Regions from separate parts of the Homo sapiens genome. Here all the other regions are linked to region 1. The links are chromatin contacts, found by Hi-C or POLR2A ChIA-PET in ENCODE. All regions are on one chromosome and are shown on one strand. The core of a region is the stretch at or near the end of the contact, and the rest is flanking DNA. Distances in the headings are between cores, read along the strand shown.

Region 1 (3,699 bases), core at 847-3,346:
AGTTGGGTTTCCTTAAGTAAAAAGGTGAAGGGAACCTGAAGGGAAATTCTGAGAAGAGGTTGAGCTTACAGGGAATATCATTTGCATAAATAAATACATGGTGTGGTAGACTCTAAAGAGGCCCCATATGATTCCCACCTCCTGGTGTTCAAGCTTTTGTGTGTTTCCTTCCCCTTCAATGTAGGTGGCGCCTGTGATTTGCTTCTGGCCAGCAATGTATGGCAAAGGTGACAGAGTATGAGTGATACTGTGTATGTGATGATGTTACATAAGATTGAAACCAGTGTCTTGCTGAGACTCTTCCCGTTGCTGGCTTCGAAGAGGCAAGCTGCCATATTGTTAGCTTCCCTATGGAGAGCACCACATGGCAAGGAACAGAGGGGGTCTCCAGCCAACAGCCTGCAAAGGACTAAGGCCCTCAGTCCTGTAGCCTGCAAGGAACTGAATGGTGCCAACAACCACATGAACTTGGAAGCAGATCCTTTGTTCCAGCCTCACTTTGTAGAGGACCCAGCTAAGCCATGCCTGGAATCCTGACTCAGAGAATCTGTAAGATCATAAATGTTTGTTGTTTTAGGCTTCTATATTTGTGGTGAGATTGTTATACAGCAATAGGTAACTAATACAGACGGAATAGAAGAAGTTTAGTTATAACAATGTCTCAATTTCTTAAAAACTTCTTCTGAGGTATATTACCTAAGATTCACATATTGATCTGTTACCAAATCATGTTTTGTAATCTATCAGCTGACAGATCTTCCTTCAGTTTTGTTGACAGAAAAGATTTGAAAACTATCTGACTTGAAAAATAATTTAATATCCATTCACTAAGGTCATTTACTTTCTCAGCATAGATACCGATTTTTGAATTGTCCCTTTTGGATTGCTGGGGAGGTTCTGCATTGATCCCATGCACCTTAGTAGTGGGTGAGAATTTTGACTTTCTTCTGTAAGGTGGGAGGACAGTTTTGAAAGGGGATGCTGTGTCCTCAGCTCCTTTCTCAAGCTGGGCAAGTTTAGAAAATAGAATATATAGCAATGGAAGATGTGGAAATGAATTCCCTTAAAACTGGTCTCCATAAACCCCAGGGGTAAGAGAACACCAGTTTGGAGCTTTAGGGGCTTTCTGGTCAAAGAGGGAATGGCCCAGGCGGTGATGTGGAGGATAGAATGAAGCACTGAGTATGAGTGGCGAAGGCGTACGGTGGGTGTAGAGATTTTCTGGGCGACGTGACCTAAGAAATGACTTTAGAACTGGCTAATCATTGGTTTTGGAGGGACTAAAAGTAGTTCCTGGTTGGTGAAAATAAATCATTAATGCGTTTTAAATGAAAAAGAAATGCATGCGTCTTGTAAAAAATGTGAAATAAAAGAGGCATAAAGTCAAAAGCAGAGCCTATGCCTTCCCCCACCAAACAAACAGGTAACCTAGTTAACAGGTGTGTCGTAGGATTCGAAGTTCGCCTCCAGCTCCGAGAGTGCGCCTACATCTCTTCCAACAAAATCCACTCACACTTGCAACGCCTGGCAAGGCTCTTCAATATGTGATTCCTTGACTGTCCTGTGCGTCTCTCGAGTGTAAACACCTCTGGGGCTCGTGATTCGGGGCTGCCAGAAAGAGAAGGAAGGTGCCGCCAGCGTCTGTTTCTTCCCGAAGTGAACTCCTACAACCTAGCCACCTTCTCCCCAGAGCTGTCGACTGGCTGTTGAAGGCCAATTTTTGTGCCTACGCAGGTCCTCAACACAGAACAAAACAAAAAAACAACAAAGGCCGGGCTAATAGCTATTTATAAACACTTACTGGACGCCCACTCTACGCCGAGCTCTCCCGCGCTCCTTGGATACTTTTTTGCAACGAGATGCCAATTTCCCCGGCGACCACTCCCTCAAACAGGCCTTCGCCTCCGCCCGCGCTGAGGCCCAGGCCCAGGTCCAGATTCAGAGCCGCCCGCCGGCTGGCGCTGCCCTGTAGGCGCCTGCGCAGAGCGACCCTCCCCGTCACTCGGAGCGGGAGGCGGGGGCAGCCGGGAGAAAGGAAAGCTGCGGGGGAAAAGGGCCAAACCCTGAAATTACCCGGATGTGGTCCCCGCGCGCGCATGCTCAGTGGCTTCTCGACAAGTTGGCAGCAACAACACGGCCCTGGTCGTCGTCGCCGCTGCGGTAACGGAGCGGTTTGGGTGGCGGAGCCTGCGTTCGCGCCTTCCCGCTCTCCTCGGGAGGCCCTTCCTGCTCTCCCCTAGGCTCCGCGGCCGCCCAGGGGGTGGGAGCGGGTGAGGGGAGCCAGGCGCCCAGCGAGAGAGGCCCCCCGCCGCAGGGCGGCCCGGGAGCTCGAGGCGGTCCGGCCCGCGCGGGCAGCGGCGCGGCGCTGAGGAGGGGCGGCCTGGCCGGGACGCCTCGGGGCGGGGGCCGAGGAGCTCTCCGGGCCGCCGGGGAAAGCTACGGGCCCGGTGCGTCCGCGGACCAGCAGCGCGGGAGAGCGGACTCCCCTCGCCACCGCCCGAGCCCAGGTAACCGCGCCATGTCCCCTCCCCTTCCCCCGGCCGGGCCCGCGCACCCCGCCTGTGGCTTCCCCGCCCCGGGGCGGGCTCCCGACGACGGCGGCGGCGGCGGCGGCGGCTGGGAGCGCGCGGAATCCTCTGGGAGGGCGACCGCGGCGGCCTGACGAGCCGGGCCGGGCGGGCCGGCTGAATGCCGGGCGGCGGTGCCTCGCGTCCCTCGGGCCCCCAGCTCCGCTTGCAGCTCGTGGGAGAATCAAGTTAAACTCGGACGGGACTCCTGCCGCGGCCGCCGCTCCTCTTTGTTGTTCTCAGTAGTTTCACGGTCGCCCCGGCTGAGCGCGTTGGGTCGGCTGGAATGTGTTGCCTTAGGGTCTAAGTGAAAGTTGTAAATTGTTTGTCTAAATTTATTTTCTCCAGCCAATTTCTGTTTTGTCTTTGTCCCCTACTTTCTCTTCCTAGTCTTGTCATGCCAGTTTACGCTTCTGGCTTTGATATGTTTACTTTTTGAGTACTGAGAGTGACAGCGGTATGCAGGACACATTCTTAGCACCTAACTGAACCCCTCCTTGCCCCCAATAAAACATGCTTCCTAATAAAAGACACAGCTGATCTTACTGTTAGCACTGCATGTACTGACAGTGAAATTGGTGTAGGGTGGAGGGCGGTGGCTCCATCACTTGTCCCAAACTGCTGTTAGGATTTCTCAAACTAGATTTTCAAAGACACAAGTGTGTTTAGTTAACCTGAAAGGTTTATTTGCTGGTGCAGAGGCTTTAAAAAGCCCTGTTGAAGATTGATAGCTGTTTCCCTTCAAAAACCTAAGTACGTTTGTTTTTATTTAAAAAAACACATTTATTTCCCAATTAGTTTCTTAATGCATTTAGTTTTTGCACCGTAGTTTAAGGTGGAATTGCCAGTTATTTAGGAATAATAAACACAACAGGATAATAGCGGAATTACCCTGAATTGACTTTCTGCAAACATATAATCTTAGCTAATTTTTGTTAGTAACCTTTGACTTTTGCCAGAATTAGCATCCTTCTAGTCTTAGTAGCAGCTTGGTTACTCGGGTGTTTTAAGAAGTAGGTTCACTCCTTTTTGCTGGCAAAAACCATTTAGTATCAAAAAAAAAAAAATGCGTAATTTCGTAATTAGATTTAGAACAAGGCATTTGAATAATTTTTATGGTGGATTTCATAAA
Region 2 (3,263 bases), core at 599-3,098, 3.3 Mb after region 1:
GTGATTTAGCAAATGGGAAAGGTATAATCACCCAGTTAACATTGACTGATTTTTTTGCTATGGGACAAGCACTTTACTGAGTGCTTTAAATATGTTAGTCCATTTAATCTTCACAACAAAGCATCAAGGTAGGTAGTACTGTTGTTTGTCCATTCCTTCTTACTTCTCTTCTTTCCTTCCTTCCTTCCATTCTCTCTCTCTCAAGATGAGGATACCGTACTTTAGAAAGGTTAAATAACTTGTCCAAGGATAAACTTAGATTCAAGTCCTAGGTGATTAAGAACTCTTGCCATAATCATACAATAAAGCTTGGAGTTGGTACTAGAGCTTTAGAGTTTTCATAACTTTGAATTATTTTATATTAACTGTTTTATATTAACTGTTAATACAGTAATATTTTATATTAACTTTCTAGTGAGTACAATAGCTTGCAGATAAAAAACTGTTAATATAAAAGTGAACTAAATGGCTCAAACTAAGGACAAGAGGTAAGTTAGTGAAGAATGTATTGAATATTTATTTGACTGTACACTGATAATAATTAGATATAGTTATTTGAGTTTGTGCTAATCCTTATTTATGCTTCTTTGATAGTCCTTTAGTGAAGAAGATTCATTTAAAAAATGTTCATCTGAAGTTGAAGCTAAAAATAAGATTGAAGAACTACTTGCTAGTCTTTTAAACAGGTGATTTTCAATCCATTTTGCCAAGTCATCCTATGTATTCATTCTATATACGGTATGTGGAAAGAATATTTGATGTTCCATCTTGGAACTGACAGATTATCTGGAGACTAAACAATGTAAAAATAATTTATCATGGGATTTCTCTGCTTTATAAACTGTTGTAAAGATGGTAATAGGGGGTCTTACCTAAATTGAATTCATTGGTCTTAATTCTGTTAACACTGTGGTTATGCTATGGATCTAAAGCTGCAGATAGTTACCTAAAGGGGTTTTATGGATATTTCTAACATTTCTAGACTTATTCTGGTCTTCAGGTGAGAAGAAGAAGTTTTAATTTTTCCCTGTGGCAATTGCAAAGCCTCTGCCCTCAACCTAATAGTTAGTTGCATTTCATTAAGTTAGTACCATGCTAAATACAAATACATGCGAAATACAAAACCCGTGAAATTAACCATTTATCTGTGCCTCTGCTAATAGTTACTTGCATTTCATTAAGAAGAAAAAAATGCAAAGAGGAATAATACTGTCATAATTCTAAAACTCCTGATACAGGAACAACTATATAAATTTGTGATTGTTGAGGATAGGAAATTATTAAAGTAACAGTGATGGAAGAAGCAGAAGAACCCTTGTATCTCTTTTGCCTCAGACTGTAAAATAAAATGGAGTCGAAGGAAAGAATGGCTAGCTGGCGCTGTGTGTGAGTAGGGTGAGTGACTGCAGGTGTGTGCAGGGTTTCTGATCTGTATGTAAAGAGTATCAACTGGGGTTATAAATATATGAGTAGTACAAGATAAACTGAAAAGGAAATTTAATTTTGTGGTGCTCCTTGTCATTATACATGTATTTCTCAATATTCCATATTCCACAGATGAGTATTATCTGTTTTCGTCCCATTTCTTTGTTTCTCCTCTTCTTGTTAGAAATTTCTCAAATTGTGGTTTCAGGGCTCTAACAGTTTAGAGTAGGTGTGCTTCTCTAATGATTCTAGGAGGACTAACTGTATTTAGAGAAAATGGTTTTTGGTTGGTTCTAAGTCTGAGAAAACTGAAGAAGTGAAATTTCCTCCAACTTTGCTGTCGTGTGCAATGTGGCACTCAAATGTCTTGAGCAGAGCCATGCAGCTCATTGTTGGCTGCATGCAGCTGGGGCTGGCTGTATGACTGGCCTCCCGTGATATGACTCAGGCTGGGCCTGCGAGTATGCTAGTGAAACTGGGTCATTTGCTTCAGCTAAATAGAAGACTACCCTGAAATGCCTAACCTTTGGAGACAGTTCTTCACATAGAAAAACCACAAGAAGTATAAGTTTTACAGGTTCTCTTATTTGAAGAGTCAACCCAGAAGTGAGACCAGGTGCTCTAAACCTGTGACATACAAAACCTGTGAAATTAACCATTTGTCTGTATCTCTGCTTCCCGGCTCCTTTTCTCCCACACCACGGGCCCTTATTTCAGTGACTGAATTATAACACCATCTAAGTGACTTGCAAAAAAAAAAATTACAGGAGTGTGTGTGTGTGTGTGTGTGTGTGTGTGTGTGTATTTGTGTATAATTAGTTTTGTTTTCTCTAGAGTATGTTATGATTAATACTATAGGTATGTAAGAAATGTAAAACCGTATTATTTTTAATCCATCCTCTAGGCACTAGTTTAAGATTGCTTACGATACAGCCTTTTTCTAATGTGTCTTAATTAGCATATCATACTCTTTGAATTGCATAATTAATATAACACGTTTAACTGGAAGATATTTAAACTAGTAACCATTTAAGGTATTTTATCCTAGTTAAGCAGCCATCGAGAAGTTTTGTCACAAAGCAGTAAGAGATAGAAAAAATTATTTACTACAGAACTATTTAATTTTTTATGTTTTTGCGATAGGGTCTTGCTCTGTCACCCAGGCTGGATGGCAGTAGTGCAGTTAGGGCTCACTGCAGCCTCAGCCTCCTGGGCTCAAGCAATCCTCCCACCTCAACCGCCAGAATAGCTGGGAAGGCACCTGCCATCAAGCCTAGCTAATTTTTAAATTTTTGTAGATGAGGTCTTGCTATGTTGCCCAGGCTGGTCTTGAACTCCTGGGCTCAAGTGATCCTCCCACCTCAACTTCCCAAAGTGTTGGGATTACAGGTACGAGGCACCGTGCCTGGCCCAGAACTATTTTTTTCAGATCAGAATCTTCAAGTTGAGTGTGTTTAACAATGTGCAATACTTGCATTTTATGTTTGAGATTTGGTTTTATATGCATTGCCATGTGTATAAAAAGGGAAATGTTATCCTTTAATGACATTTTTTCCAGTACTACTTAAGTGAATTTGTCATATCACTAAAACCTTTGTTTCAACACCAAAACCAAGACATTTGCATGAAACTCTTCTAAAAAATGCATGTACTCATATTGTATATTAATTATATACTAAATATAGTATATGCTCTTTTAAGATATTGCTCTAATAAGCTATCATATAATGGTAATAGTGATTACTCTTTAACAAAAGTAATGTCATTTTGTAAAAAAAAATCTTTTTTTTGGTAATCTCGTAAGAAAAAAGTTTGAAAAAAGTTCTTTTGTTATTTTT
Region 3 (3,379 bases), core at 617-3,116, 4.3 Mb after region 1:
AAGAATTATAAAAATACAGCACCATGCTAAACTCTTCCCAATGGAGCAAAGATATTCAATCACAAATCTTTTTGGAGCACCAAACACGACTGGCCTGAGAATTATGTATGTACTTAAAAATATAATTTCTGCTGATGTGTTAGTACTCAAATCTATGTTCTCATCTTTAAACTTAGAGGAATAGTAAATGTTGCCAAGCCAAGGAATAGGAGGTTACCCTTGTCCATTGAAAAAAGGAGTATAGTTTATTTAGAAGCTAAACTAATTGGTATTTTTTGCTCTCCAGCAGGAGTCACTCCTAACAAAAAATTTAATTCATAAGCTAAATTAAGGCTGATGTTTAGTTAGTAGATGCATATATATGGAATGTTATAAAAAATTGTAATAAATGGTGATAGCTTAGACCCAACAAAGGATCCATGTGTCATATTCAACTTAAAACTGCAATGACAAAAATCCCTAATAGGTATGAGTACAACTTCATAAAAGATCTAATTACTAACAGGAGGACGCAGACAGACAGACACACACACACAGAATTTATTCTGATGACAATAACTTGAGACAGCCTTGCAATTTAATAATGAACACCAACAAACCTCTTACGTGTATATTCCCATATTTCTTTGTATTGAAATCTTAAGACTATGAAATAACTGTTTTCTTATTAAGCAATTAAGATTTTTACTTTTTCAATTGGGATCCTAATTATTTTAAATTTTTTTTCAATATACACACGTATCTGGAGAAAATATTTATCTCAGATAAACACACTTATCGGATAAGTAGAAAATATACTTATCTGAAGTAAATCCATATTACACCAAGAAGTCAGATAAAGCACAAATCATCTCAATCTTTTTAGTGGCATGAACTTATTTTCTTGGCATCATTTAGATATTCTCAGGTAAAATACTTTTAACTATTTACATGGTTCAAATATGGACACATTTAGTTTGGAAGATGCTTTTATCACAGAAAAGTATCAAAATATCAGCGTAAACTGTGAAATCTAATTTTATTTGTGTCTTTTTTAGTGACTTCCTATGTTATCTTGAATTGGTTATTTTTATATGGCCTGGGTTCATATGTAGACATTCAAATGGTTTATCACATGATCAAATATTTATTTTCTGAGTGACTGGTCAGATAGCTTGTATTCATATTGATTATAAAGTAATTCACATTGATTACTAAGGTAAGCAATGGGTTGTTTTTTAACTAGATTTTTGATCCATAAGTAAATATTTGACTTCTACCTTTCTGTGGCACTATTTCCCTTTAGAAGAAAGAAGAGACTTCTCATTTTGCTTTATGTGGCATTATAAAAACTCACACAGACATATATGGTTTGGAGAGACAGCAGCATGCAAAATAGATGCAAAAACCAGATTCTCAAATTTCAGTATACAGTGAAATCTGATCAGATTCATTTCCCCACTTTTCCACATATTTTCATGTCTGAGGTAAAGAATTCAATGAGTATGCCATTATCTACATGAACATAACATCTTCTAGGAAATTCAACAAACCAGAGATACAAAATGGCATCACCCTGCAAACAAGGTAAAATGTAGCTAATAGCATTATGTGATATGGCAAAGTGTAATACCAAGTAGCAAGACCAGAATATATAGATTTTTAGGTTTAATTACACTGGAACCTACACATTTGACTCAAAGTGAAATTCACTTCTTCCTTCCTCAATTTTTTGCAAAGTAACTGCAAAAGTCATAAATTTACTACTAAATCTCTCAAATATTAAATGAAATTAGGCAAACATAGTGCAATTGACACATCTGAAGACTAGATGTGATTTTTATTTAAGGAGAAAAGACTTCATTATGCCTCTTATTTTTCCCCAGGCCGTCAATCTTTTTCCCTTGGGATAAGTGGAATGTTCTTAAAAAAAAAAAAATAACAAACCCTTATCCTAACCCAGTGTAATCCATAGCCAGTCTCCAAGTTTGATACAAAAACAAACCATTTCTATTTTGGTACAATGAGGAAGCATCACACTGGACAATGTAAAAACAGAGATGGAGGAAGTTGACTCAGATTGCTGCACTTCCTAGATGAAGCTGGTTAGCGAGCTTACCACAATCACCTGAGTCAAATGAAATTCGAGGACAATTGTTTTTTTCCCTCAAAATGGTACACGTGTAAATGAATTCCCAAAAAGTTAGAGGGGAAATCCTGGTTATGTTTATTTGTCTGGATGAAGGATGATAGTTGAGAAACTTTTAACAAAAAATGGATGGATGAAGCTGACTGGAATCTCAGCACAGGATGTTCTCAATTTTAAAAAATTTGTGAATAAATATCAGGCTTCCCAATGCATTGCTCGATAATCAGAGGGGAAATGTGATTATTACAATGAAAATGGTTTTCATTCTAAATGAACTAATTATCTAGGGTTTATTAACCCTCTTTGGGGGTGAAGATTCTAGCAATTTCCTGAGGTTTCTAACTGTTGATTACCTTTGTTCTTTCACATCATGGAGCAATAGGACAACTTGCTAGGCAGAGAACAAACAATTGTCAAATACTTTAAATGGCCACCTCTGACAAACGGAATGAAAAGAGTAGGTATAAAGGAAAAACAAAACATAAATTTTAAAATGCAAGTGAATGACCATACAGTGAGAGCATCCAACGTACATCCATCACTGAAGTGCCTTTTCAAGTTCGTGTTTAGCAGATCTAAGTTCCCTCAAGGCCAATCGATAGCCTAAAGCTTAAGCAGGTCATTGGTCCATTCCTAATCTAAATATGGTGTTCTTTAACTCAAAATAAACTTGAATTTTAACGACTGAGTTTTCAAAATAAGCACTCTCTTCATTCTGTTAATCAAAAGCACTTATATACCCACCCCACACATAAACACAGACACGACCAGGAAGGAACAGGTGAGACAAGTTTTGCATCATCTTCTATTAAAAGACAACAACTTAGAGTAAATCCCACGAGTAATCTAAAAGACTTTTTTTAAAGAGATAATGTGCAATTTTAAAAAATTCTGGGTTTTCATTAAATAACAGTGAAAGAAATTCATAAACTTTTATTGAGCATAAACAGTACTAAAATAAGAATGATTTGGGAAAAAAATTGATATTGATAAATTTTGGCTTTTAACATTAACCCAGCTGAATCAGGTATGGGTGATGAGTGAGAAAAAGTACTGTGGCAGTATTGGTCTTATTTCCTTCATTTATGGTTGGGCCAAAAATTGATGTAAAAGTCATCAACTAGCTTTACTGACAGCAATGCCAAAGGCCAAATTATGGTGCTTACCAACCAAAGACATGAAAATTGTCTCTATTTGTTTGACAGGGGTATTTGTTTTCAACAATGTCAGCACTTTGACCTCTTCAGGCAT

What was found. A loop is a pair of places that touch in the nucleus more often than their neighbours do. ChIA-PET counts read pairs that join two places held with the same protein, here RNA polymerase II (POLR2A). Pooled maps may share reads with other maps.
Region 2: a loop to region 1 is called in a pooled map, with 4 times the contacts of the local background. The contact joins the enhancer-like site here to the promoter of SMAD4 in region 1. A Hi-C loop is called at or near these places in 1 of 168 maps with a recorded cell type or tissue (naive thymus-derived CD4-positive, alpha-beta T cell) and 2 of 50 pooled maps. POLR2A ChIA-PET finds 5 or more read pairs at or near these places in 2 of 52 experiments (CD4-positive, alpha-beta T cell and activated T-cell).
Region 3: a map of uterus shows a loop between it and region 1 (23-fold over the local background). The contact joins the enhancer-like site here to the promoter of SMAD4 in region 1. A Hi-C loop is called at or near these places in 1 of 168 maps with a recorded cell type or tissue (uterus) and 4 of 50 pooled maps. POLR2A ChIA-PET finds 5 or more read pairs at or near these places in 1 of 52 experiments (WTC11).

Annotation. Positions count from the first base shown.
Region 1 is chr18:51,028,117-51,031,815 of GRCh38, forward strand. SMAD4 (SMAD family member 4) reads left to right here and starts at 2,097. Exons shown (of 12, transcript NM_005359.6): 1 at 2,097-2,507. It overlaps LOC107985152 (a long non-coding RNA gene), which reads right to left and starts at 1,978. Exons shown (of 4, transcript XR_007066370.1): 1 at 1,802-1,978. RefSeq lists enhancers at 1-46, 1,682-1,851, 1,708-2,326 and a silencer at 2,132-2,711.
Region 2 is chr18:54,283,328-54,286,590 of GRCh38, forward strand. It overlaps POLI (DNA polymerase iota), which reads left to right. Exons shown (of 10, transcript NM_007195.3): 7 at 595-686. Among named protein-coding and RNA genes, the nearest start is that of POLI, 15 kb to the left of the region's middle. RefSeq lists an enhancer at 1,883-2,072. Within about 2 kb of position 1,849, at least 4 of the 41 ENCODE cell types and tissues checked have a DNase peak (open chromatin) inside an H3K27ac peak, as active enhancers do.
Region 3 is chr18:55,326,477-55,329,855 of GRCh38, forward strand. The region is part of intron 8 of TCF4 (transcription factor 4); the gene reads right to left. Among named protein-coding and RNA genes, the nearest start is that of TCF4-AS1, 120 kb to the right of the region's middle. Within about 2 kb of position 1,867, at least 3 of the 41 ENCODE cell types and tissues checked have a DNase peak (open chromatin) inside an H3K27ac peak, as active enhancers do.